Regions from separate parts of the Homo sapiens genome. Here all the other regions are linked to region 4. The links are chromatin loops, found by intact Hi-C in ENCODE. Cell type or tissue: heart left ventricle. All regions are shown on one strand. Region 1 overlaps DTL (denticleless E3 ubiquitin protein ligase adapter). Region 2 overlaps INTS7 (integrator complex subunit 7). Region 3 overlaps PPP2R5A (protein phosphatase 2 regulatory subunit B'alpha). Region 4 has its middle 17 kb from the start of LINC02771. Region 5 overlaps NSL1 (NSL1 component of MIS12 kinetochore complex). Region 6 overlaps DTL (denticleless E3 ubiquitin protein ligase adapter). Region 7 overlaps PACC1 (proton activated chloride channel 1).

The links. Hi-C counts contacts between places; a loop is a spot of excess contacts. Peaks named below come from ENCODE experiments on the same cell type or tissue, not always from the same donor. Only the 100,000 strongest peaks of a DNase experiment are listed, where the experiment ranks them.
Region 1: it touches region 4 in a loop (10-fold over the local background); 105 of 110 quality-filtered maps call a loop at or near these places.
Region 2: it touches region 4 in a loop (6-fold over the local background); 19 of 110 quality-filtered maps call a loop at or near these places.
Region 3: it touches region 4 in a loop (2.5-fold over the local background); 10 of 110 quality-filtered maps call a loop at or near these places.
Region 5: it touches region 4 in a loop (5-fold over the local background); 26 of 110 quality-filtered maps call a loop at or near these places.
Region 6: a loop joins it to region 4, with 12 times the contacts of the local background. A loop is called at or near these places in 103 of 110 quality-filtered maps.
Region 7: it touches region 4 in a loop (13-fold over the local background); 71 of 110 quality-filtered maps call a loop at or near these places.

Annotation. Positions count from the first base shown.
Region 1 is chr1:212,060,669-212,064,668 of GRCh38, reverse strand. DTL (denticleless E3 ubiquitin protein ligase adapter) reads right to left here. Exons shown (of 15, transcript NM_016448.4): 6 at 1,720-1,785. Among named protein-coding and RNA genes, the nearest start is that of MIR3122, 15 kb to the left of the region's middle. In heart left ventricle, CTCF peaks have their summits at 1,437 and 1,646 (motif pointing left); no DNase peak of the experiment used is centred here.
Region 2 is chr1:212,010,278-212,014,277 of GRCh38, reverse strand. It overlaps INTS7 (integrator complex subunit 7), which reads left to right. Exons shown (of 20, transcript NM_015434.4): 5 at 2,857-2,903. Among named protein-coding and RNA genes, the nearest start is that of INTS7, 23 kb to the left of the region's middle. In heart left ventricle, a CTCF peak has its summit at 2,140 (motif pointing left); no DNase peak of the experiment used is centred here.
Region 3 is chr1:212,314,229-212,318,228 of GRCh38, reverse strand. The region is part of intron 1 of PPP2R5A (protein phosphatase 2 regulatory subunit B'alpha); the gene reads right to left. Among named protein-coding and RNA genes, the nearest start is that of PPP2R5A, 31 kb to the right of the region's middle. RefSeq lists enhancers at 2,057-2,126, 1,719-2,472. In heart left ventricle, a CTCF peak has its summit at 2,233 (motif pointing right); no DNase peak of the experiment used is centred here.
Region 4 is chr1:212,453,693-212,457,692 of GRCh38, reverse strand. No RefSeq gene overlaps it. Among named protein-coding and RNA genes, the nearest start is that of LINC02771, 17 kb to the left of the region's middle. RefSeq lists an enhancer at 3,913-4,000. In heart left ventricle, a CTCF peak has its summit at 1,631 (motif pointing right); a DNase peak (open chromatin) is centred at 1,652; H3K27ac peaks cover 526 bases.
Region 5 is chr1:212,780,652-212,784,651 of GRCh38, reverse strand. NSL1 (NSL1 component of MIS12 kinetochore complex) reads left to right here. Exons shown (of 6, transcript NM_015471.4): 3 at 159-289; 4 at 2,226-2,280. Among named protein-coding and RNA genes, the nearest start is that of NSL1, 9.1 kb to the left of the region's middle. In heart left ventricle, a CTCF peak has its summit at 2,025 (motif pointing right); no DNase peak of the experiment used is centred here.
Region 6 is chr1:212,069,398-212,073,397 of GRCh38, reverse strand. DTL (denticleless E3 ubiquitin protein ligase adapter) reads right to left here. Exons shown (of 15, transcript NM_016448.4): 11 at 1,185-1,297. Among named protein-coding and RNA genes, the nearest start is that of MIR3122, 6.2 kb to the left of the region's middle. In heart left ventricle, a CTCF peak has its summit at 2,493 (motif pointing left); no DNase peak of the experiment used is centred here.
Region 7 is chr1:212,366,016-212,370,015 of GRCh38, reverse strand. All of the region lies in intron 7 of PACC1 (proton activated chloride channel 1), which reads left to right. Among named protein-coding and RNA genes, the nearest start is that of SNORA16B, 15 kb to the right of the region's middle. RefSeq lists enhancers at 1,742-2,325, 2,326-2,911. In heart left ventricle, CTCF peaks have their summits at 1,638 and 1,837 (motif pointing right); no DNase peak of the experiment used is centred here.

The DNA.
Region 1 (4,000 bases), 390 kb after region 4:
ACTTTGGTTCATCCAGACAATGGAATATTATTCAGCACTGGAAAGAAATGAGCTTGATAAAGCCATAAAATGACATGGAGGAAATGTGACTGGGGGAAGTAATAAGATCAGTGGTTGCCAGGGCTTAGAGGGAGGTAGGGATGAATAACTGGAGCACAGAGGATTTCTAGAGTAGTGAAACTATTGTGTATGATGCTACAATGGTGGACGCACGTCATTACACATTTGTCAATATCCACAGAATGTGTAATACTAAGAATATATAACACTGATGTAAATTATAAACTCTGAGTGACAGCATGTGTTGACATAGGTTAACTGATTATAACAAATGTACCACTCAGGCACAGGATGTTGTCAGTGGGGAAGTCTGTGTGTGGGCAGGGCAGGGGCTATATGGGAACTCTCTGTACTTTCTGCTCAGTTTTGCTGTGAACCTAAAACTGCTCTACAAAATAAGGTTTATTAAAATTTTTCTAAATAATTTTATTATTTATTTCAAAATAGCTAGAAGAATGGGAGGCTGAGGCAGGCAGATTGCCTGAGGTCAGGAGTTCCAGATCAGCCTGGCCAACATGGTGAAATCCTGTCTGTACTAAAAATACATAACTAGCTGGGAGTGGTGGCATGCACCTGTAATCCCAGCTACTTGAGAGGCTGAGGTAGGAGAATTACTTGAACCCAGGAGGCGGAGGTTGCAGCGAGATGAGATCACGCCACTGCACTCCAGCCTGGGTGACAGAGTGAGACTCCGTCTCCAAAAAAAAAAAAAACAAGAAACAAAAAACCAGAAGAGAAGAATTGTAATGTTCCCAACACAAAGAAAAGATAAATGTTTGAGGTGATGGATATCCCAATTATCCTGATTTGATCATTTCATGTTCTATATATGTATCAAGATATCACATATACCCCTGAAAATATGTAGAACTATGTTACCAATTTTTTAAAATGCAGACACAAAAAAAAATTTTAATAAATTAACTAAAAGTGAACAGTGAGATAATCATCGTCTGCTTAATAGCATCATGAGACAACCATGAGCTTATGTTTAATTCAATCTAATTCTTTAAAATCAGGCTGGGCCTGGTGACTCACGCCTGTAATTTCAGCACTTTGGGAGGCCAGGGTGGGCAGATCACTTGAGGTCAGGAGTTTGAGACCAGCCTGGCCAACATAGTGAAACCCCATTTCTATTAAAAAAATACAAAAATTAGCCAGGCATGGTGGCGGGTGGCTGTAATCCCAGCTACTCAGGAGGCTGAGCTAGAGGAATTGCTGGAACCCAGCGGGTGGGGAGTGCAGTGAGCCAAGTTCACGCCACTGCACTCCAGCCTGGGTGACAGAGACTCCATCTCAAAAAAAAAAAAAATAATAATAATAAAATAAAAAAAATTCTTAAAAACCAAAATAAAGACATTTACCAGTGAGGCTGCGTATTAATATTTTTAAGTCCATCAATAATGTGGGTAAATGGCATTATAATTCAGAAGACAATATGAGATAAATACATGAGTGTAATACTTGTAACAGTGACACTCATGTATTTATCACTCAGGACACTCAGTGAAGATCCTGAGATCTGGAACAGTGAGCAGAAATGGGAAATTATGAGTACATGCCCCCTGGTGGTAATCAGATGAAATCACTAACTCTTTCACTCAAAATTAAGTACAGGGTAATCCCAAATCTCTCAAAATTAAAATAGATCTAGATAACCTTTTTTGTTGCACCTGGTATCCCAGACCATAATGTTGCCATCTCTTCCACCCGTACAGAATACAGCTGTGGGGAAATAAACAGATTATTAAGAGGTTAACAAAACCAGTCAATGACACATATATTTCAGTTTACATTTTGTAGACTATCTATTATGTGCTAGGTACTGTATCTGTCACTGGAGATCAAACATTTAAAAATATATGGCTCAATAACAAATAGGAAAAAGGATTATGAAGAGCTTGAGATGCTAATGTTGAACCAAAACTTCATAGAATCACCCCTCTGTAAATTTTTTAAAACCCATATAAAATATATAGTACAGTTGTAATAAGAATAACAATCAAGAGTCAAAATACAGAGTGCTTCTTATTCTAAATGTTAGCTACTATCCCGCGTGTTTTATAAAAATTATCTCAATCCTTGCTATCAACCTTATTAGGTAAGTACCAAGAGAGGCACAGAGAGGATAAGTAACTTGTAAAGGTATTCCTGGCAGTATGAATCCAGAGCTTACACTCCAAACCTCTAAACTGTATTGGCTCAGTATAAAAATATGGACCAGATCCATATGAAGTTTGTTAAAGAGGTTGCCTGGGATGCAATGGGATTGGAAAAGGCACTATAGGAGAACTTCAATTTATCTGTAATGTTTTATTCTTTAAAATTAAGCCAGAAAAAAACCCTGCTTCCTGTGTGAAAGAGTGAGCACTTAAACTAATCCACTTGCATTAGTTGTACATGGGATAAAACACAAAAACAGCTACCTGAGGGCTCTGTGGAAACTGAATGAAAACATGCAATTTTTCTTACTGATACATAGTATTTTACATATTTATGGGGTATATGTGATATTTTGATGCCTGCATAGAATGTGTTATGATCAAGTCAGGGTATCTGGGGTATCCATCACCTTGTATTCATCATTTCTATGTGCTGGGAACATTTTAAGTTCTCTCTTCTAGCTGCTTGAAATATACAATAATTTGTAAGGTGACAATAGTCAGGTATCGAACAATGGAACTTACACCTTCTATCTAACTTTATGCTTGTATCCATCAAGCAACCTTTCTTCATTCCCCCCTCACACCCACTCACTTTCCAGCCTCTGGTTATTTATCATTCTACTCTCTACCTCCATGATACTGTTTTAGCACCCACATATAAATGGGAACATGTGAAATTTATCTTTTGTGCCTGGCTTGTTTAACATAATGTTGATGTGAATGACATTTCCTTATGGCCAAATAGTATTCAATTGTGTATATACTACATTTTTAAAAACTCTATTTGTTCGTTAATAGACAGGTTGATTCCATATCTTGGCTATTGTGAATAGTGCTGCAACAATGTGACTGCAGTTATTCCTTTGATATACTGTTTGTCTTTGAATCAATACCCAATAATGAGACTGCTAGATCAATGGTAATTCTATTTGTTTTTTTTTTTTTGAGAAATCTTACTGTTTTCCATAGTGACTGGACTAATTTACATTTCCACCAACAGTGTACAAGAGTTCTCTTTTCTCCACATCCTTGCCAGCATGTTTTGTTTAATAATAGCCATTCTAACTGGGTTAAGATGATATCTCACTGTGGTTATTAGTCATGTTGAGCAGTTTTTCACATACCTGTTGGCCATTTGTATGTCTTCTTTCGCGAAATGTCTATTCATGGTCTTTGCCTACTTTTTTTTTTTTTTTGAGACAGGATCTCACTCTATCACTCAGGCTGGAGTACAGCGATGTAATCACCGCTCAGGGCTCAGTGATCCTCTCATCTCAGCCCCACCAAGTAGCTGGGACTACAGTAGTACACCACCATGCCCAGTTAATTTTTTTGTATTTCTTTGTAGAGACAGTTTTGGCACATTGCCCAGTCTGTGTTTGCCTACTTTTTAATATTTTGTCTTTTCTACTGTTGAGTTGTTCGAGTTCCTTGTATACATTCTACATATTATTCCCTTATCAGATAAATAGTTTGCAAATACTTCCCATTCAAAAAGTTTTGGCATGCAGAAGCTTTTTAGTTTAGTATAGTCTAGTTTATCTATTTGTTCTTGTTGTCTGTGCTTTTGAGTTCTTGGCCAGCCATAAAATCTTTGCCTAAACCAATATCCTGAAGTGTTTTCCCTATGTTTTCTTCTAGTAGTTCTATTGTTTCAGGTCTTACATTTAAGTCTTTATACTCCATCTTGATTTTTTTTTTTTTTTTTTGAGACTGAGTCTCACTGTGTCAACCAGGGTGGAGTGCAGTGGTGCTATCTTGGCTCATTGCAATTT
Region 2 (4,000 bases), 440 kb after region 4:
GGCCAGGCTCGTCTTGAACTCCTGACCTCAGGTGATCCACCTGCCTTGGCCTCCCAAAGTGCTGGAATTACAGGCGTGAGCCAGTGTGCCCGGCCCCTTCAGCTATTCTTATCAAACCTTCAGAGTTCCAGGAATTCTTACTGAAAAAGTAGATAATAGAAAGCATATAATTTTTAATTTCACAGATCAAAATTAATAGATGCAGCAGTAATTGATGATCAGAAATACCTGAATAAGTACAGTTCCTATTTGTGCCTTTGAAAATAAGCATTTTTTTCCCTCATTGAGAGAGTCGTTGGTATTGAGAGGACTTTTAAAAATTTCAGTCACACGTCTCTTAACTATGAGGTTACATTCTGAGAAATGCATTGTTAGGAAATTTCATCATTGTGCAAACATTGTAGAGGACTTACACAAATCTAGATGGTATAACCTACTATACACCTAGGTTATATGGTATAGCCTGTTGCCCCAGGCTGTAAACCTGTACAGCATGTTTCTGTACTGAATACTGTAGGCAGTTGGAACACAGTGGTAAGTATATGTATATCTAAACATAGAAAAGGCTCAGTAAAAATATGGCATAAAAGATAAAAATGGTATTCCTGTATAGGGCACTTACCATGAATGGAGCTTGCAGGACTGGAATTTGCTCTGGGTGATCAGTGAGTGAGTGATAAATGAATGTGAAAGCCTAGGACATTACTGTATATTACTGTAGACTTCCTAAACACTGTACACTTAGGCTTCACTAAATTTATTTTTGAAGTTTTTCTTCCTTCAACAATAAATTAACCTTACCTTGCTATAACTTTTTAACTTTGTAAAGTCTTAATTTCTTTTAACTTTTTGACTCTTTTGTAATAACACTTAGCTTAAAATACAAACATACAGCTGTATAAACATACTTTCTTTATATCCTTATTCTATAAGCTTTTTTTGTTAAAATTAAGACATAGCTGGGCACAGTGTCTCACACCTGTAATTCCAGCTATTTGGGAGGCTGAGGCCGGGGTATCACTTGAGCTCAGGAGTTCAAGACCAGCCTAGGCAACATAGTGAGACCCCTCAAAGAAAAGACACAGAGACACATACATTAACCTAGACCTACACAGGGTCAGACATCAAGACATCTCTGGCCAATATGAATTTTTCAGCTCTGTTATAATCTCTTGAGGCCACTGTCAGTATGTAGTGTGTTGTTGACCAAAACGTTGTTATGCTGCACATGACTGTACTTTTATTGATTAGGAGTTGTGCCTAGGGAATAATTACCATCTGATTACCACTGCCAAGGTGTCAGTGCTTCATAGTCTGTCAGATTAAATATATACTTCCAGTGCTTCCAAAAATAGTTTTCTAAATTTAGTTTCTAAATTTAGTTTCTAAATTTGGATGATAAATTTGTAGTTTAGTGATTAAATTTTATATATGAGAATCACTTTTAGTTCAGTTTTTCTCTTGTGTTCTTATTAGAAGCTAATTTTATTTCACTCTGCAAAATTACTGGTTTTGGAAAATGATTAAGACCAAGTAAGAGAAACAGCAAGATTCTTCACTTGTGGAAATGATGATTAAACATCTAAATTAGCAGTTTATGTAGAAACAGTTTTTAATATACCATGCTTCAATATGATGTACTTCTAATTTATTAAAAAATACCAAATGAATCTCTGTCACCTAGGCTGGAATGCAGTGGCGCAATCATGGCTCACTGCAGCCTCGAACTTCTGGACTCAAGTGATCCTCTCACCTCAGCAATCCCAAATTGCTGGGATTACAGGTGTGAGCTACTGTGGCCAGCTGACAAGACTTATATTTTTGATATCAGTGTTCATATCTTCTCCCGGAAATAATGACCTGGCTTGAGATCACATATCTTCGTCAGTACTGATGGATTTTTTTTCTAGTATCTGTATTGATCAGTTTTGGATATTAAATCAGAGTAACAAGCCAAGCCAAATAAGACCTTTAGAATTTATTTAATCCTGTTCTCCGCCCCCTCCCCCCCCAATCTCCTACCATAACCACATTTGTTTTATTCTAAATTGCTAGTCCCTGGGTGGCAAAGCAGGAGTTACAAACTCACACGCTTTCAGGGGCCAGGTGAACATTGTCAGTGAGAGCAGTGTCCCCTAGTGGCAACTGTGGTGAACTGAAGCACGTCCACTCCATCTAAAGTGCCCCATGGCACCAGCCTATTGTTAACAGTGCAGGAATGGATGCCCAGTGCTCAGGTTTTTGGCAAAGGAGAGGGGATAATCTGAAAAACCAAATTATTCTATTTGGGCTCACTATATTTAAATGTTGACATTAAGAATTTTTAAAATGTTATTTTAAAAAGAATTTTAAAAATATTATTACACACAAAAAACCTGCAGTCTCCTAGTTTGAAGTTTCTTAGCCCTAAAGGTCTGTAACAGATTTTTAAATTCTAAGTTGTTATGAGAAGTCTTTATATGGTTATTAAAGAAATACTTACTGAATATCCACCATGTTCAGACACTTTTCTAAGTTCCAGAAATATAGGAGTGAAAAAGGTCAGGCCCTGTTGTTATATAAACACAAAATAATTTCAGATGCTTGTTAGTGTTATGAAAAAATAACACTGTATTGTGGTAATGGCCTAAGTGAGCTGCTTTAGAGCAGTGTTGGCATAGCCCATTTGGTGCTGGAGTTTTTGTTTTAGTTGTGTTTCTTACCACCTCCCCTAACCCGAGCACCTGACCTTGGAATATTAGTTGCAGTTTGGAATATTGTATTTCTTCTGCGCTAATTGTGTTTTATTTCTTTTAAGTCCTTAGAAAATATAAGCAAATGTAAGTTTTTTCTGTTCTCTGTTCTCTTTTTCCAAAGGGATTTTGCTGTAGGAATCTGTAACAAAATCAGTGAAATGATTCAAGGTATGTATTCTTCATTTAGTATTATGAAGTGACTTAATTAGATTTATAATAGTTGCTAACACTAATTAAGTACTTATTATTTGCTAGTCACCATACATTCAAATAATATTTATTAAGTATCTTCTATTTGCCCAAACTGTTCTAAATGCTGAGGATACAGGAATGAGCAAAACAAAGTCCTTACCCCCATCTAACCTACACTCTAGTCAGGGGTGGGGTGTGTGGGGATAGACAAATGTGCCTATGACATTTCTGGTGCTATGGTGAAAAAGTGAGAGAAGAAGGATAGAGAGTCTCAAAAGTAAGTCGTTGGTGGGTTGAGAGAAGGGACTTATCTATTTTATATATATTGATCAGAGAAGGGACTTTTTTGTATATATTGATCAGAGACAGTCTCTGATGAGGTGATACTTGAGTGAGACATGAAGGAGAGAAAGGAGTGAGCCATGCAGATATAGTCTTGCATTGCTTAACAATGGGGATCCTGTGTGAGAAATGGGTCCTTAGGCAGTTTTGTTGTTTGAACTTCATAGAGTGTACTTAAATAAACCTAAATGGTATAGCCAACTGTACACTTAGGCTGTATGGTATAGCCTATTGTTCCTAGGCTCTAAGCCTATACAACATGTAACTGTGCTGAATACCCATAGGCAATTGTAACAAAATGATTTGTATATCTGAGGTAGAAAAGGTAATATATTGCACTGTGGTGTTACAATGACTACAGGGTCTATGAAGTTACTAGGAATTTTTCAGCTCCATTATAATCGTATGGGACCACCGTCTGTCATGTGGTCCATCATTCACCAAAGCATACTTATGGGGGGCATGATTAGTGTAGGGAAGACTGCTCTGTGTGAGAGAGGCTAATATTATTAGGAGCTCTGGAACTCTCTGCTAATGTCCCTCCAGTGTCTTCCAGTTGCATTTAGAATCAAATCCAGATTCCTTACCATAGACTACAAAGCCCTGGTTTTCCAGTCTCTTATACCATAAGTCATGTGTATTAACCCTATTTATCCTTACAACAGTCATTATGGGAGCCCAAGAGCTCCCATAGGGTTAATACACGTGTCATACCCCTATTTATCCTAGCA
Region 3 (4,000 bases), 140 kb after region 4:
AAGCACATTTTAAACTGTACTTCAATTTATTATGACTGCCACTTGATCTCACTAAAGATAATTCTCAACACTGTAAAAATCCCTGCATGGCCTCAAGCCAAGGGCCAAGGGTGACTCAAGATAACTCTAGGGAAAGGCACAATTTCATCTTTGGAGGATTATTAACATACCTTTTAAAACTCACAAAAGCCCCGCTAGGTTTTTCCCAAATTCTTACGTCTTTTTCAATACTCAACTTGAAAATATATTTGGCTCACACTTTTTTTTTTAATTTTTTTTTTGAGATTGAGTCTCAGCTCACTGCAACCTCTGCCTCCCAGGTTCAAGCGATTCTCCTGCCTCAGCCTCCCAAGTAGCTGGGACTACAGGCGCCCACCACCACACTCAGCTAATTTTTGTATTTTTAGTAGAGACGAGGTTTCACCATCTTGGCCAGACTGGTCTCGAACTCCTGACTTTGTGATCCGCCTGCCTCGGCCTCCTAAAATGCTGGGATTACAGGCGTAAGCCACTGAACCTGGCCCTGGCTCACACTTTTAAGAAATACTGCTCTAGTATACTGTTTTTCAAAGTGTAGGTTGCACGCCATTGGTGGGCAGTAAGATCAAGTTAGTGGGTCACAATCAAGAGTTTAAAAAAAAAAAATCAGAGTGTATTGCACGTAAGGATATTATGTCATGGAAGTATGTAAGTTATGAAGTAAAATGTGTTTCTCACTATAGTCTGCAGTGAAAACGAGTTTGAAAACCACTGCTTTACAGTATGTGAAGTACTTCAGGATCCCACACTACACAGCATGCCCAAGATCATAAAGCAAATTTGTACTGAAGCTGGGTATGAGAATACTGTTTTTGAAATATCAAATGTTCCTTTAAAAGCTGTATTCTAAATCGTTACCCATTAGAGATTCACAGTACATATCAGTTAAAAATGGCAATTTTGTTTTTCTCCCCTTCCCTCTAAAATGAGAGTAGACCCCCCACCAAAAAAAAGAGATAAAAACCCACAATAACAGAGAACAGAAAAATAGGCCCATAGGCAAGAGACTTCAACAAATTTCAGCGAAAACTCAAAGTAGGTAGAGAAGTGGTAACTGGCAAAACTAAGAGGAAGTCAAGTCCTAGAATAAAAAGGGGGAATACAGGCAAGGGTCCTACAGAACTTCAGATTAGTTCAAGATTAAGAAATATCTAGTGAAACAGTGGAAAGGATTAAGACATGAACTGAAATGGGGGATTAAATAAAAGTCTGGACTTGCTGAAGAGTCTACCATCCCACTCCAAAAGACAGTCAAGCATTCACGCTTCAGACAAAAGAAAATTAGAAGGTTCTTCCCTAAAGAAACTGAACAGTGCCAGAGGAGGTTCCTACATTCCAGCATGTAACTAGATCCCTAACCAATTACTCTAAACAAAACCAGATAATCAATAAGCCCCAACCAACTCTTACAGTAATTTTTTGTTTATCCATACATATTAATGGAAAATAAAGGATCGCCAGAGACTGCAACATGACATAAAACCAAATACAGAGAAATACATGATCCCAAAGGGATAATTTAGCACATTACTGAAAATTCAGATGCCCAGGAGAGAAGAATAAAAGCTTTCAGATTAAAAAAAAAAAAAAAAAAAAAAAAAAGTCACCCACAAAGGTTAAATATCCATGGAATTTCTTATCAGCAGAAGTCATGCCAGAAGATAATGGGGCTATCCTATTAGAATTCTAATGCCAGTCTAGAACTCTGTAACTAGTCAACTATCAATTAAGTACAGAGGTTCAGGAAGGGCATTTTTAGACATGTTCTGGATTAGGCTTTGGCTTAAGGAAATGTTATGGCTGTTTGATCTTCTATTCAGACCACTCAAACTTTCTCCAAATCAACAATAAGGCTGTTTTGCTTTCCTATCATTCATGCGGTCACTGGAGTAGCACTTTTAATGTCCTTCAAGAGCTCTTCCTTTGCATTCACAACTTGGCTGTTTGGTACAAGAGGCCTAGCTTTTGGCCAATCACAGCTTTCAACATGCCTTCCTCACTAAGCTTAATCATTTCTAGCTTCTGATTTAAAGTGAGGTGTGAGACTCTTCCTTTCACTTCAACACTTAGCAGCCATTGCAGAGGTATTTAATTGGCCTAATCTCAATTTTGTTGTGTCTCAGGGAATAGGGAGGCCCAAGGAGAGGAAGAAAGACCAGGAAATGGCCAGTTGGTGGAGCCATCAGAACACAAACAACACCTACTGATTAAGTGTGACATCTTATATGGCTATGGTTCATGATGCCCCAAAACAATTACAATAGTAACATTAAAGATCACTAATTGGAGGCGATCATAACAGATATATATTGAGAGAATCTCCAAAATGTGACACAGAGACACAAAGCGAGCACATGCTATTGGAAAAATGGGACCAACAGACTTGCTCAATGCAGGTTTGCCAAAAACCTTCCATTTGTTTTAAAAAAATAAAACACACAATATCTGGGAAATGCAATACAGTGAAGCACAATACAATGAGATGTACTTGTATGTATACTTCATATTTACATAAAATTAAAATATCAGAGAAATAATAAAATCTACATAGTTGAGTATATAGCCTGGCTTATTTCAATGACTCATTCAATATTAGCAAACTTTGTGAGAATTTTTCGAAGTAAATTAGAATCTTTAGGAAAATGTTGCAAAGAAGTTTTACATTATGTTCTTTAATGTCGATTTATGAAACCTACTTAGGAAGACTGTACAACTAAATTAAGAGGTCTTTAAGACAAGTTTGGGTGTTATAACTCTGTGTAATATATATCTGACTACAGAAATGTCATGGAAAATGAAACCTCATTCTCAACCACACAGGGATGTTAGTACACTCTCAATAGACAGTAAGTCCAGTTTCCCAAGAAGCATAGTGTTCATGATGAATTTTCAATGTCTGAGTCTATTCCTCTGCCTTACAAACTCAGGTATGTTTTTAAAAATCATACATAATACAAATACAAATTCTCCAAGCTCATAAGACAGTAATAAATACTAATTTATTAATTCAGGATGAGAAACTATTCCCCATATACTATATTAGAATATTCTGATTATGTGTTCCCATAGGAAAAGTTATAAAACAAGCCAAATCATAACATAAGCATAATGATGCCTGGGGTATTCATTTTCTATTCTTAGTAACAAATTATCCCAAAATTCTGTGGCTTAAAACAATTATTAGGCTGGGCGTGGTGGCTTATGCCTGTAATCCCAACACTTTGGGAGGCTGAGGCAGGAGAACTGCTTGAGCCCAGGAGTTGAAGACCAACTTGGGCAACACAGCAAGAACTTGTCTCTACGAAAAATTTAAAATTTAGCTACACTTGGCTGGGCACAGTGGCTCATGCCTGTAATCCCAACACTTCGGGAGGCTGAGGTGGGCGGATCACTTCAAGTCAGGAGTTGAGACCAACCTGGCCAATATGGTGAAACCTCATCTCTACTAAAATACAAAAAAAAAAATTAGCCAGGCATGGTGGCACGTGCCTGTAGTCCCAGCTACTCAGGAGACTGAGGCAGGATAATCGCTTGAACCCGGGAAGTGGAGTTTGCAGTGAGCTGAGACTTGAGCCACTGCACTTCACCCTGGGCATCACAGCGAGACACCATCTCAAAAAAAAAAAAAAAAATAGGCTTGGTGGCACACACCTGTAGTTCCAGCTACTTGGAGGCTGAAGTGGGAGGACTGCTTGAGGCCAGAGGGTTGAGGCTGCAATAAGCTGTGATCATGCACTCCAGCCTGGACAACAGTACTGGAGTTTAAGATGGGTTTTTTAAGAACCCATCTTAAAAAAACAACAACAACAAAAAAAAACTACCTTTCTCAATTTCTTTGTGTCAGGGATTCAGAAAGGATAGAACAGGGATAGCTTATCTCTGCTCCATGATGTCTAAGGCCTCAGCTAAAGGACTAGAAAACTAGAGGATGGAATTCTGAGAAGGCTAAATAACTCTTATG
Region 4 (4,000 bases):
CAAACCTCAAGGCCTTGACTACAGAGACTTTTCTGATTCTGAAACTCCGGCCTCAAACATCACCCATCATCGTCCCATCCCCAAACAGCCACCAGTTTGAGTCCTTTCTGTAAAAAGGAAGCTCAGAGTTCTCCATCTCTGGAGAGATACCTGGGCTTTCAGGGAGAAAATGTCAACAGCAGCCACCCCATGTCTCCTGGAGGGGACTCCAGTAGAGGCCCAGGGAAAAGCAAGCTCTGCACCAAACTGCCCAGTGTGTAGTGAACACAACAGAGCTCATTTACCAACAGGAGGCACACACTAAACACATTCTTCTGGTCTCTGCTTAATCCCAGCTCATTCTGTCTTATTAGGTCCCTCTGCTCTCCTATTGTTTTCCACCACTGTGCATTGCTGTGTCGTTCAGAGCATGTGTCACAGTGTGCTTTTTTTTTTTCCAAAATGTGCTGTCTGTCTATCTCCTCCTCTAGATTGCCAACTCACAAGAGTGGGGCCATGCCAGCTTCTTCCACCCCTGCAGACTCAGGGCCTGGCACATCATAAGTCTCAAGTGTTTGTCAAATGAATCTATTAAAAAATAGAAAATGGCTCTAGAGGCATTGAGATAAATGGACAGGTGATGGATCTGTAGATTGGGGTGTATGCGACATAACGAACTCTGAGGAATGTTGTGGAAGGCAATTGCTCTCCTGTCCTACAAACCATCTCCAGATAAAGAGGACAGCAGGCAGGATGACTGCTCTGCCATCATGGTGTTTCTGCTGTGCTTGTGACTCTGTTCAGCCCTGTACATCCATGGAGATTAGGGCCTGAACCCAGGCTTCTCCCCTCATCCCAACTTCACCTCTGCTTCTTGGAAGGCATGGGGCTCATTGAGTGTTATAGCTGGTGGGACCCTATAGATTACAAAGGTGGCTCCACATCACCATCACCTGGGGAACATTTAAAAACATCAGTGTCTGGACACTACCACTAGTTTCCGATTCTTTGAGTTCCACAGTTCAGTGTAGCATAGTGGATGCCCAGAAACATGAACTCAAGTCCTAACTCTGCCACATACTGTATGATCTTGGCCAAGTTACTTGACTTCTCTCTGCCTCGATTTCTGGAGATGACAGCAGTATCAATCTCACAGGCTTGTTGTGAGGATCAAAGTCAACAATGTATGTGAAGCTCTTGGTGCAATGTCTGGCTCAGAGTAAATACTGAATAAAATGTAGCTATTATTGAAATTATTATCTCACAGCTACTTAGCGGCTGGCGTGGGATGAGCCTCCTGATCCTGGATCCAGTGTTCTTTCCAACACGTCACTCTGAATGTGCACACAGCCTGAGGTCAGACTCGGCAAGGCAAACATATAGTTGCTCTCCCTGGGACCCTTTAATTAAACCGTATGGAACAGAGAACTGCCCCTGAGAACCAACAGCAGATCTGACCCCTGGGAAGCAGAGAGCTGGAGAACACAGGAGTTCGGCAGTGCAGCTTTCAGGTCCTTTGGGAAGCCATTTGGCTGCTTCTGTTAGCATTTCATTATGGAAATACTGGGAACCAAAAATAGAAGTTCTTGAGGGAGCTTAATCCTCTGGGCTTTACAAAACAGCTGCTGGAGAGTTCCCGGAATTGACCACCAGGGGGCACTGTCGTCCCATGCAGGCAGCTGCTGGTGGGTCGGACCAGGACAGAAGTGTCCAAGAAAAAACCAACACCCTTCAGCAAGCTCCTACCCCAAGCCTGCCTTGCTGGGGACTCTGTGGCTGGGATCCCTGTGGATCTCCACAGCTCCTGGTCCTAGAGAAACCACTTTGCAACTCAGCCCACTGCTCTCCTCTTTGGGGACCCTTAAGAGCAGAGCAGGTTCCTGCATTTATTTTAATCGATCCTTCCTCCCACCTCACCCCAAAACCAGGACCTAGGGCAGTGCTGGACATATAATAAGCAAGAAATATGCATCTCCTTTGTTGATTAATGGATATGTGAAATCAGGTGCAATTGTTAAATTGTGGGACGTATCAAATAACAAAATTTCAATAAATTGAGCTGTAAAGGTCTAGTTTGCCTTTATTAGCAATTCATGAACTGGGCAGTATCCAGTCTACAAAATAAAAAGGAACTCCCATGAGCTGAGCTAAGGGCTGAGCTTATAGGCAGAAAAGGCTGAAGAAAGCCAAAACAAGAAATAAGATGCAGATTGGCCGTTTCAAAGTTACTTTCCTTATTGAGGATCTTGTTAGCCTAATGGGATATGACTATCAACTCTCTCCTGATTTCTCAGAAGCTCAGATCCAAGTAAACAGCTTCGTTTTTGGTTTCGTGGTGCGGAACCTTAGTGTGAGTGACTCCATTTTGGATGGGTCTGTTGGACCCTAATGCAGGAGGTCAGTCCAAATAATGGCCTCCCATACATTTTGTTTAACAGAAGGAAACTGCTTGATCTTTGAAGGAATGGCAGAGAGAGTGCAGTGGTGTGAATCAGACAGAGGTTATGAGTGACAGTTAAGGGGAGGGTCATGGATAAACGGGAAAGGGGAAGAAGTGAGAGGGCTCAGGCAGGAAGGCAACAGATGTATTTCAGGGATCCTGAGTAGTAAGAGATTCCTCAATGTGGAGGCCAAATCCAGAAATATGGGGGAGATTAGACAAGGGAGTCCCAGCCACAGCTCACATGGCCTCCAGGTGGGCATCACCGGCCACCACAGCCACTATGACCTCTCCTATCTTTGGGGTGGCTTGCAGCTGCCACCAGCAGGCTCTGAGCTCCCACAGGTGGGCCTGGGTCCCACGACCTCCCTCTGGGTGATGCCATGGGGCTTAGTACCCTGAGCCTGTATCACACATCCTTAGTCCGAGAGAGCCTCTCTCAAATGACAGCAGGTCTTGTTCACCACAGAATTCTGTGAAGACTAGAGCACAAGAAATACTTGTTAACTAAAGGATTAAACTATGTGTTAAAAAAAAAAAAAAAAAAAAAAAGCAAAACAAGGCCAGGTGTAGTGGCACATGCCTACAATCCCAGCACTTTGGCAGGCCGAGGCAGGAGGATTACTTGAGATCAGGAGTTCAAGACCACCCTGGCCAACATAGTGAAACTCTGTCTTTACTAAAAGTAAAAAAATTAGCCGGGTGTGGTGGCAGGTGCCTGTAATCCCAGCTACTTGGGAGGCTGAGGCAGGAGAATCACTTGAACCCAGGAGGCAGAGGTTGCAGTTTGCACCATTGCACTCCAGCCTGGGAGACAGAGAGACAGACAGACACACACATACACACACACACACACACAGAAGTAGAGTCTCTCTCCACAGGACCTCCAGGTACCTTCCCTGGCTATGATTTTAGAGTCTCTGCCACCAGCTCGGCATGCCACATCCTAATTCCAATGGCCCTGGGGTGGAGCTCCCTGGAAGGCTCGATCTTGAAGCACAACAGGGCAGAATGGAAAGTGGCCAGGCTGGAAGGAAGACTTGCCTTGGAATCTCAGCTCCAGCACCTCTCAGTTGTCAGAGGTGTAGTTTCCCTTGCAAGTTACTTATGCTTCCTAAGACCCAACCAAATGTTAGTACCACCTTGAAGAGAATAAATTAAGCCGCAAACATGGCATGCCAGCACCTGGCTCATGCTAGCCCAGTGCCGCTATTGCAATGACCATCAGCACCGACTTGGACAAGAGGCAGGGGCAGGGGCAGTGAGGCAGGAAGTAGGCTTCAGCTGGGAGAGGCAAGGACAGGGTAGAGGTAACTGCAGCCAAGGGGGCGGGGGGACAGCAGGGGAGCAAAAGCCTGGCTCACACACAGGGAAAAGACAGCAGCAGCCTGGCTGATCAGGCTACTCTGAAATAGCTGCACCCACCAGCCACCCACTGGAGACCTTAGGCTTCCGCTCCCTGACACCTCAGGGTCACACTCGCTCCAGGTTCTGCCTCCAGCCCCGCTTAGTGTCTCAGCTGCTGGATTTTCCCTCTCTCAGGATCTCCTAGAGCCTGGCTTCCTGTGGACGGTTTGCAGC
Region 5 (4,000 bases), 330 kb before region 4:
AATTAATCACCAAAGTGGGGGCATTCATTAACTTGCCATATTTGTTTTCCTTCATTATTTTGTGTTTTCTAAATTTAGTTTATAGCACATTTCCATACAGAATGTAAACAATGAGTTTTAGGGAACTTTTTATATATACATTTTTTTTTCTCAAATAGATTCTGACATCAAAGTACTTGAAGATCAGTTTGATGAAATCATAGTAGATATAGCCACAAAACGTAAGCAGTATCCCAGAAAGATCCTGGAATGTGTCATCAAAACCATAAAAGCAAAACAAGAAATTCTGGTAAGATGATTTGCCTTTAAAATGTTATAGTATATTTTACCACAATAAAAACATTAAAATATAAGGCTCTACGTGGAGATAAGTGACATTTTGTTGTCTTTTTCTTTCCTGCCTCAATTAGTATTGTTTGTCTCTTGTAAGACTTTACTCTTCTAAGTTGTACTATGACATAGTATAGTCATACTATACTGTGTTTTGAACACACTGGTTCAAAAATGAAAAAAATGAAAGTTATAGTGAGTGGTTAAAATTGAAATTGGTGATGGAAGACTGACAATGACTTTATGATTCTGAGACAAGGATGGAAAAAGAAGCTTTTCTTTTAACACTTTTCTTTCTGTTTGTTGTTTTTTTTTGGCATATATTTGTATGTTTGTATATTTTGGAAGACCATTTAGTTAAATTGATGATGAAGATTGTTTTAGTACCTGTTCATAACACTGAAATTTGCTTTATGAATTGGGTGTAATTTGTTTTGCTGCAAAAATCATGAACATCTGGGTGACAAGACCAGGAATTCAGCTCCTTCAGCACGAGCTTTTTAGACAAGCAGAGCCGTAGACTTCCTTCTTATAATTACTATAGATATCAATGACCAACCATATCACACCCTCATCTTTTCAGATTTATTAGGACTAGAATAAATAAAAAATAGGAAATCCACAAGAAAATTGGACCCAAATCTTCCCTTGGTGGGGAGGGGAGGTTTGCTGGGAATAGCATTGTCCCTCCAGTGAGGTACATGTTGTGTTTAGATTGTGCTATACTATTGCCTTTAGTTTTTGAAATTAGTACATAAATGTTCACATATAAATCTTCTAGTTGCCTCAGTTTCAGGATTGTTTCAGGTCATTATATGCCCGGCTTAATATTGTATCTAAAACATTTTAGTTATTCTGTGAAAAACAGTATTCATGAGCAGAATTTTTAATTTTCTTTATAGCAGTTCTCAAATACCGCATTCCATCACTTCCCCCACCCCTCCCACTTGAAAGTTTTTTTCAGGAAAAACATTGAAAGTGTATTTTTCAGTGTTGCCCTTGTTACTGCCCCACTACCCCTAAACCCCCAAAACTAGTAATCAATATTGCAGAAAAGAAAGATGGCTGGCCTAGGTGAGGTACTGCTGTGGTAGTTTAAAAAGTAATGCAAAATAGATAAGGTGAGGATACCAAAGACCTTTTCAAAATTTTTTCCTGCCCTGCCCTGCCCTGCGTCTTTCCTCCCTTCTTCCCTCCTTGTTGCTCAGACTGGTCTCAGACTCCTGAGCAAAAGACATTCTCCTGCCTGGGCCTCCCAAAGTGCTGCAATTACAAGTGTGAGTCACCACAGCTGGCTGAAGACCTTTTTTTCTTCTTGTTTTCTTTCTTTTAACCTTTTTGGCTTCTGCTGGCTTTGGGCAAGAATAAGGAAGAGCAATTTCCTCTTTCTTTTTGCCTGCATTGTAGATTCTGTGCCAGTAATTCTGCTACTATAATTTCAGTGTGTCGCAGGATATATAGGCTTAGTGTGGTGGTAATGTAGCCTCGCCACCTTTTAGAACTGAGTTTTCATGGAAATATGCATTTTGAGTTCTAAACACTTGTCCTGAATGAACTTTTGAAACACAGTCCCTTCATAATTGGAGACTACCCTGTACTTTAAACATAAAATTCAGTTTCTATGCTTTTAATTTGCTTGATTGCTTTTTCTGATTATACTTTTTTATGGTGCCACTTCTTAGTATATGCAGCAGGTGGCAGTACTGTAAAAGACATAATTCAGACTTAGTTTGGTTTTACCTTCTCACCTCCTCTTCCCTACAGACAGTAGGATTTAATTTTTTTTCCTCAAAAGAATGGTACTGACTCTATAGTATATCTCCCATATTAGCTGAAAGAGATGTTTATATGAAGCATTAAGTGATTAAATCTGTTTTAATTTATGTTATGTTTAGAAGCAGTACCACCCTGTTGTACATCCACTGGACCTAAAATATGACCCTGATCCAGGTGAGTCAGTATCCATTTGTGGTAAAAATGAAGCATCTGCTTATAATTTTTATGGGTTTCTGATATTCTTCTAAAAGGGTCAGCATCAAGGATATTCTCCCTTTGATGCTTTAACTTCCTACCAGTCATTCATGTTTAGCATTTCATCTAGAATTAAGAGGACTAGCTTTACACCCATTGACTCAGAATTCCAGGGGTGTTACCCCGGAATCTGAGCTTTTATAAAGTTCTTGCCTGACCCAGACTATTATAACACATACCCATCTCTAACTTCTAATACCCTCCTATCTCTGTCATTGTACTATCTATTCTTTGCATTACAGCCAAAGCTATACTATTAAAGCATTCTCTCATAGTGTCACACCTGGTGCAGTAACCATCATTGGTTTCTCATTATTTCTAAAATCAAATAAAAATATATTGAATTTAAGAAGAAATAAGTATACTCATTATGCCTTTGAACTCAGTTTTGTTTCCATTTATATGTATCCCATACAACAGGGAGAAATAAACTTGACACAAACAAATTTATGTAAATCCAGCAGCAGAACTAGCATTGCTAAAAATGTGGATTATGTATATTTTCAAATGACTGTATTCTCACATTTAAAAATTTATAACAGTTTTTCTAAGAGTCCTTTTGGAATTTCCTTTTGGCACTTAAAATGACATTTCTAAACTGTTAGGATAAAACAGTTAAATCCCGGATTTATTTATATGGGATATTTATACTTAAAGCTTTGAGTACTTTGTTGAATTCTGAACTACTCTTTAATATGTTCCTCCACCTTCCCCAAATATCCTAAGCTAATGGGATAAACTGAGAGGGGGGGAAGTATAAGCATAAAGCTACTCTGAAGTTGACTAAAATCACATCACTTATTGTGTTTGACATTAAAAATTGACCTAGGACCTAACACTCCTCAGTTTTCATGGTTCACTAAAAAGGGGTAGTTGCCAATATGCAGTGGTTGACATATACTTGTTTTGGTTTTGAATAACAAAAAAACAGTAATTGAAACTTGTGGTATTATGATATACTCAAGTATTACTTTTTAGATACAGTTAATTTCCCTCTAAAGAAACTTGGTTACCGTTTTATCGTAGGGAAAACACACTTAGTTAATGACCCTTTGAAATGTGATTTTACTTTCACTGTTCTGATTATGTAGTATTAGTGGAAGAATCTTCTGTATCATATGATTCAGACTTCAAAAGTAAGCAAAAGAATTAGAATCTGTCTTTTGGATAAATTTTGAGTTTTTTCATTATGCATTTTCATAATGTTAACAAGCTTAGAATAGCATCAGTTCCTTAAGGAGAGCAAAATTAGCCTACAGTTATTAGCTTTATATCTTTGGCCAAGTCACCTGACTTCTTCAAGCATCAGTTTCATTATTAGTAAAATGACGAATTCTGGATTTGCCGCCTGATGCTTTAGGCGTGAATTCCAGCTCTGCACTAAATATTACAGAATGTCTTGCCTACTTATCTAGGTGGTAGTATAACCAAGCCACATAAGGGGCTGTATAAACTATATAACCAAAACAATACATGACTAGTAGTTTATAAGGATATATTGTATAATAATAACCCTATTATAAATTGCATCCCATTTATAATAGTATACATTATAGTATTGTATACCTTATAATCTACCGAACTGGTAGAATCATATGAAACTGATTAAAATGGCTTAGTAAGAAAGTGGAAAGCATAA
Region 6 (4,000 bases), 380 kb after region 4:
TAGACATTATGACTTTAAAACCCAAAATATGTGAACTCTAATCATTCAATTCACCAATGTCAAAGACATTTATGAAGTTACAGGGAAATCTAGAAGATAATTAATTCTTAGTCATGGGTAAACAATGCCTTAATGATCATTCTCTGAATTCCCAGAACATTTCCATAATTAATTATTCCTTCAAGAGACATTTTTCAGTAATAAGCAAGTGCTACCTGTTGTCTAACATTTTTATTTTCTCCACTGGACTTCAAATGGACAGCTTTAAATTTCTTAGCTTACAGTAGACACTTTAGAACTACTGTTATTAAAAAAGTTATTTAAAAGATTATTGGCCAGGCATGGTGGCTCATGCCTGTAATCCCAGCACTTTGGGAGGCCAAGTTGGGCGGATCACGAGGTCAGGAGATCGAGACCATCCTGGCTAACATGGTGAAACCCCGTCTCTACTAAAAATACAAAAGAAATTAGCCGGGCGTGGTGGCAGGCACCTGTAGTCCCAGTTATTCGGGAGGCTGAGGCAGGAGAATGGCGTGAACCTGGGAGGCGGAGCTTGCAGTGAGCCAAGATCGTGCCACTGCACTCCAGCCTGTGCGACAGAGTGAGACTCCATCTCAATAAAAAAAAAAAAAAAAAAGATTAGTAAATAATGCTATTAAATATATAAAAATCTGATAAAGCAGCCATATCTACTTTAGTGGCCTGAAGATCAGCTACTTGTAAGGAGAGAATAAAGAATAAATTAATCATAAAAATATTTTTGAGTTTCTGTTTTGTGCAAGGCTCCATGGGTGATTCAAGCACAGGATCCTAGGGATCAAAATACTGTATTCTGAACGAGAGTTTGAAAACATAGGGCAGAAAGTCAGTATAGCATGTTTTCCAGGATGCAGGACAAAGTAGTTAAGGTTCTTATCACCCTCTGAATTCTCAATTTCCTAATAATTTTTGAAACAGAGGATACAAATTGTCAATTTCTGACAAGCTATGGCCCTGAAAGTGTCATACATTCTGTAGTAGAGTAAGGTTTCAGCTATATTAAGAGCCAAGAGCAACCTTTACTAAATATCTGATGCAGGAATAGTATAGCACGTGGTTACATTAAACTTATCTCATATTGGACAGAACAAATATTTGCAAGAATACTTCAGTCTAACACTTGTGGGTGAAGTTTAGCAACTTACCTTCCATATGTAGGCAGCTTCATCACTTGAGCCACTGACTAAAAACTGGTCATCTGGACTAAGGCTGGATTTTACATAAAAGGTAGAGTTCTGGTGTCCATTGAAAATAGCCACTGCCAGAGGAAAAAAACCAAATTACTTGGCTCTTGTTATTTCTAGTGGTCAAATGGATATAGACAGCATATATATTCTAACAAGTTTTATCACTGTATTGCCTATTGAAGCAGATGATCTAGCTTTATCCATCAAATACAAGGGAACTAGACATTGGCAGAAAAACAAAACCCTAGAAGGAAGCTTTATATTAGATCCAATCTCATGAACTCAGTCTGAGTACTTGGTACGAAAATGGCAATATCAAGAGAAAAAAATTGGAGGGAAAACATTCCTTAAAAAAAGAATCCAGCCAATGTCCAACTTGCAGTAAAATGCCTTTATAAGACCCTCTCTCTCCAGCCCAGGGTAGGATTTTTTCCACTGCATAATATATTCATCTAATTTCCCCTTAGACTTCAGGCCTCTTGAGGATAAATTTTATATCTTACTTTTTCCTCACTAGACTTTATAGTGCTTTGAACAGAGTAGATCCTCAAACATTTGTTCCATGAAAAGGAAAAAAAAAATCAGTGAAAAGTATCATTTGAGTTCTGGTTAAAACTTACTAATAGCTTATGTGGGATGTGAGAATCATTTTAATCCAGCACTTTGAGTAGACTGAATGGTGGAAGAGCTAGTGGAGTAAACTGTTTATATGTAAGGCACTAGATTAGGTTTAGCCTTCTCACTCTCAATGGCAAAAGGGCAGGTAACCCAATCTAGCATATGTTCTTAACAGGTTCTTCTATCCTAAGAAGGTCAAAACCTGAGGCCTCTGACATCAGAACACTACTAGGAAATACAAGAGAAAAATCTCAATTATTGGAGAATTTAAGGATACCTTTAGGCAGGAAAAAACAATCACACTCCAGAGAGAAAAGTATTAGTAGGGGACTTAACAGCTTCCCATAAGTGCTCACAGGAATCTCTTCCATTTTCTAGAATAAAGCTGGAAAAGAACTTTGTATTTATAGCTTTAAAGGAAAAAGCTATGCAGGCATAGCAAATACTCCTCACATCAGACATTTTTACTGTGAAAGTGAGGCAGGATATGAATCAATTTGTATACACCTATTATCACTGCAAAATAAACAAGCTCCTTTATTCTGAACATTGTTCTAAAACTGTAATTTTTAATCTTCCTCAACTCTCAACTATGAATGGAAAACTCTAGCCTGAATTTCCCACTACACCTGTAAGTATTTATTGCCCTCTGCTGGTCTAAGAAAGGCTGGTATGATATGCACTGTAAATGTTTAAACCTTGCTAAAAATCCTCCTAAAATGTATGTTGGCTTTAATGAGCTCAATTTAATCTTGCTTTGGTGATCTGGGCTTTTCAAGTACTTCCAACCAAGTCATCCTTATGAACATATAAACACCATAATACAAAGCATGGTAGATCAAGTATCGAATCCAAGATCGATTCAGAAGTTTTGAAAAGGACAAGTAATTACAAGACGTTACACACACACACACACACAGTTGTCATTCAGTTTTTTTTTTTTGAGACAGGGTCTTACTCTGTCACCCAGGCTGGAGTGCAGTGGCAAGATCATGGCTCACTGAAGACTCAAACCTCCCAGGCTCAAACAATCCTCCTACCTCAGCCTTCCAAGTAGCAGGACTACAGGTGCATGCCACCACATCCAGCTAATTTTTTGCATCTTTTTGTCAAGATGAGGTTTCACCATGTTGCCCAGGCTGGTCTCGAACTCCTGGGCTCAAGTGATCTGCCAGCCTCGGCTTGGGTTTATAGGTGTGAGCCACCATGGCCAGCTGTCATTCAATTTTTAAGGAATAAATCGATCTATTAACCTATCTACCTATCTATCCATCTGCGCAAATGAAATTAAATAGAAGCATAGAAAAGGTTTACTAAATTATTAGCGAAGTGTTGGACAGCAGGACACTAAACTCAAGGACCTTTTCAGTGCCACACTGTAGCAAAAATTATATAGAAAGAGCTCTTGTACATCTGATAATATAATCAGGATCACGCTTTATCTTTCAAGGAAAGATGTTGAAAAGTCTATTTTATTTGACTAACTAAATTAGCAGCTCTCCAAGCTCAGATTCCATTAAGGAAAATAGCAAAAGAAACACCTCTTCCCTTTTCTAAATACTATTGCTCCTGTTTAGAGAAAACTAGACCCAGTGCAAAGTATCAGAAATGCAGACTATGATGCTGCCACCGATACTAAAGTCCTAATAAGATTGCTTGGGGTGATCTTTGGAAAATTCTGTAAGATCTCAGCTAAAATGACAAGTTCTGGGCCGGGCATGGTGGCTCACGCCTGTAATCCCAGCACTTTGGGAGGCTGAGGTGGGTGGATCATGAGGTCAGGAGTTCGAGACCAGCCTGACCAACAAGGTGAAACCCTGCCTTTACTAAAAATACAAAAATTAGCCAGGCATGGTGGCGGGCGCCTGTAATCCCAGCTACTTGGGAGGCTGAGGCAGGAGAATTGCTTGAACCCAGGAGGCGGAGGGTGCAGTGAGCCGAGATCGAACCACTGCACTCCAGCCTGGGCAACAGAGTGAAACTCCGTCTCAAAAAAAAAAAAAAATTTATATCTATATCTACATCTATCTATAAATAAAATAAAACAAGTTCTGTACTTGAGATTTCTTGTTTATCAGCACTTTTTACTTTAGTGGAAACTGGGTAACTCTGAGGATTGGTTATGGAATTCAAAGTGTTTTTGAAAGATCTATAGA
Region 7 (4,000 bases), 88 kb after region 4:
TATTTGCTTTATATATGTGGTTTCTTTGATGATACTGGATGCATACATATTTACAGTTGTTGTATCTTCTTGTTGAATTGACTCCCTCATCATTACATAATGATATTTGTCTCTTTTTCCAGTTTTTGACTTGAAGTCTATTTTATCTGTTACAGGTATAGTTAAACCTGTTTTTTTATTTACATTTGTGTGGGATGTCTTTTTCTATCCCTTCACTTTTTTTTTTTTTTTTTCTGAGATGGAGTCTTGCTCTCTTGCCCAGGCTGGAGTGCAGTGGCATGATCTTGGCTCACTGCAACCTCCACCTCCCGGGTTCAAGTGATTCTGCTGCCTCAGGCTCCCAAGTAGCTGAGATTACAGGCATGCGCCACCACACCTGGCTCATTTTTGTATTTTTAGTAGAGACAGGGTTTTGCCATGTTGACCAGGCTGGTCTCAAACTCCTGATCTCAAGCAATCTGCCCACCTTGGCCTCCCAAAGTGCTGGGATTATAGGCATAAGCCATCACGCCTGGCCTGTCTCTTCACTTTCAATCTGTGTATCTTTACAGGTGAACTATACGCTGTATGGCAGCATACCGTTGGGTCTTGTTTTTTAATAAATTCAGCAACTGTGTCTTAAGAATTTGGTCCATTTACATTCAATATTATTACTGATAGAGAAGGACTTACTACGGCTATTTCGTTTTTTGTTTTTTGGTTTTGTAACTTCATTCTTCTTACTGTCTTTGTGGATAAATGATTATCTCTTTAAATTCCTTACTTTTTATTTTTATTATATCCATTATAGGTTTTTGCTTTATGGTTACCATAAGGCTTATAAAAAACATCTTGCAGTTAAAACAAGTTATTTTAAATTGAGGACAACTTAACTTTGATCACAAAGAAACAAAAAACTTTTAAAACTACACTTCAACTCCATACTCCTCACATTTTGACTTTTTATTATATCTATTTATATTTTTGTTTTGCCTCTTTTTTTTTTTTTTTGAGACGGAGTCTCACCCTGTCACCCAGGCTGGAGTGCAGTGGCCCAATCTCAGCTCACTGCAAGCTCCCGGGTTCACACCATTCTCCTACCTCAGCCTCCCGAGTAGCTGGGACTGCAGGCACCCGCCACCACGCCCGGCTAATTTTTTGTATTTTTGGTAGAGACAGGGTTTCACCGTGTTAGCCAGGATGGTCTTGATCTCATGACCTTGTGATCCGCCCGCCTCGGCCTCCCAAAGTGCTGGGATTACAGGCATGAGCCACCGCACCCGGCCAAGGCCATTGACTCTTGATTTACCCTTTTGAGGCTATTTTCTAGACCTTGTGAGTGTTCTTCATTCTTTTTTTTTTATTTGTGTATTTTCATATAATTTGTCTTTAAGCTCACTAATTCTTCTGCTTGATCAATTCTGTGAGGCACTCTGATGCATTTTTCAGTCTGTTAATTGTACTTTTCAGCTCTAGGATTTTTATTTGAATTTTTAAAAATTATTTTAATCTCTGTTGAATTTCTTTGATAAATTTCTGAATTGAGTCTTTGTGTTTCATTGAAGTTCCTGGAGTTTCCTCAGAACATCTATTTTGAATTCCCTGAGTGGTCACACATCTCTCTCTCCCGGATTGGTCACTGGCACCTTAGTCTGTTTGATGAGATTGTATTTCTCTGAACTTTTCTGGTGCTTGTGTACGTCTGTCTATGGGCATTGAAGATTTAGGTGTTTATTTCAGTCTTCACAGTCTGCCCTTGTTTATACCCATCTATCTTCAGGAGATTTTCTACAAATTGAAAGGTGACTGATGATGAGTTCCCTAAGCGTGTAGTCAGTCACTGCAGCTGTTTCAGCACTAGAGGGCAGTCTAAGCCAAGTTACACTGTGACTATCTTGTAGACTTCTAGATATCCAGCCCTGATGTACTTGGGGAGGATCAGAGAGAATGCCCTGGGGGTTCCCAGGCAAAGTCCCTTATCTTTCCCTCAAGGGGAAGGAGTCTCTCTGCTCTGAGTTGCCTGGAGTTGGGGAGGGGTAAGGCAGGTACTCCCATGGCTGTCACAGCTGGCACCACCCTGGGTCCCTCCTAAACCAATGCAATACTGGGGTTTGCTTAAGGCCACTTTAGTCAGCCAGTGGTGAAGCTGGCTGGGGTTTGGGTCCATCCTGCTAGGGTGGCCGATTGCCTTTTGGCCAGGGTGGGTTTAGAAGTGCCATTTGGGAGCAATAGCCTATAATTAGGGGATTCGGGATTCTTCCTGGTGCTGTGGCAGGGCTGGTACTAGGTTCCAAGGCAAAGTCCCTCATACTCTTCCCTCTCCTTTGCCCAAGCAGGAGTGTTCCACCATGCTGCACTGCCTGGAGTTGAGGCAGCTGGTGTCATGCTGGATCACACCCCAAACCCACAGACTCCCAGACCAGTGCAGTATCAGAGCTGTGGTTGCTATGGCCTGGCTGCCACTGAAATTATTTGGGGCCTAAGGCCACTTTAGTCTATTGTAAAGTGGGCCCAGACTTGGTTTCCTCCCACTGGGGTGGTAGATGCCCCTCTGATCTGGGGTGGGCCTAATACTCTTTTCACGGGCTCTAGCCTGGAATCAGGGCCTCAGAATTCTGCCTGGTGCTGTTTTCCCTTGTGAAGTTCCAATGCAAGTTCCAGACTCACTTCCCTCTCCCAAGCTCACAGATTCTCTCTGCTGCACTGCCTAAGGTTGGGGGAGGGGTGTGTAGGCAGCGTGAGACCCTCCTTTCTACTCTTCTTCAGTGTGTCTTTTCCTGTTATTATACTAAACCAGATACTGTGATCTCTCACCTGGTTTTTTGGCTCTTGTGTAGATACTTTCTTACATGGATAGCTGAGTTTGGTGTTGCTGCAGAGGACTATCGCTGGAGGGTTCTCTTTAGCCATCTGGCTCCACCTCCTCTAACGTCAAATTCTGACTCATGATCTTGGAAGGGGAGGAATAATTGGACAGCTTTGCTAAAGGAACATTTAAGACACACCGTCCACCAGAGCCAGGCCTAAATCTAGTATTGATTGGCATTCATGTCATCATAATATATCCTGATGTGATCATGGCTTACAGGAAACTGTTTCATAGCTGAGACCCAAACGTGTAAGCTTCCACCCCCAGGTGGGGATTCTGTGATACGGATGTGCTTGCTCTGCTATCACCCACTACCACTATTAATTATGGACTGGCAAGGCTTTGTATGAAGAGGGATGTGCAGAGGCTTATTGAATCAAGACTGGGGAGAAGGGCTTGCAGCTCGTTGTGTAATGTGTGATAAAACATTTTTTAACCTACTATATTCAGTATGAGGTACCTATTATGGGCCAAGTGGAGCCCAGTACCCGAGGCATGCTTTACTCAGCTTCACAGCAGTCAAGTGGTGGTATCACCATTTTCATATGTGAACAATGAAATGCATACTAAGGTCACCCTGCTAAATTGAGCTTAGAAGTATTTTATTTGGGAGGCTGAGGCAGGCGGATCACGAGGTCATAAGATCGAGACCATCCTGGCCAACATGGTGAAACCCCGTCTCTACTAAAAATACAAAAAATTAGCCGGCCGTGGTGGCATGTGCCTGTAGTCTCAGCTACTCGGGAGGCTGAGGCAGGAGAATAGATTGAACCCGGGAGGCGGAGGTTGCAGTGAACTGAGATCGCGCCACTGCACTCCAGCCTGGCGACAGTGAGACTCCATCTCAAAAAAAAAAAAAAAAAAAAAGTATTCTTACCAGGTTGTGGAAGTCAGAAATCCAAGATAAGAACTCTGCCTTAAAGAGTTACAACTCTGCCTTCAAGAGTTAGTGAGAGAACAATCCTATTGTTTTAAATTATTGATTCCAGACCATAAGGAACTGTGAAGGGCATTCATAGGATAAATAGCTCTGCTGAAGTCCAGAAAGGGTTTTAGCTTAGTGGTCAGGGAAAGCTCTGAGACTTTGAAGGATGAGTAAACCTAGACAGGAGGAAAGCATCGTAGATGGGGAAAAGAGCAGAGGACTGGAGG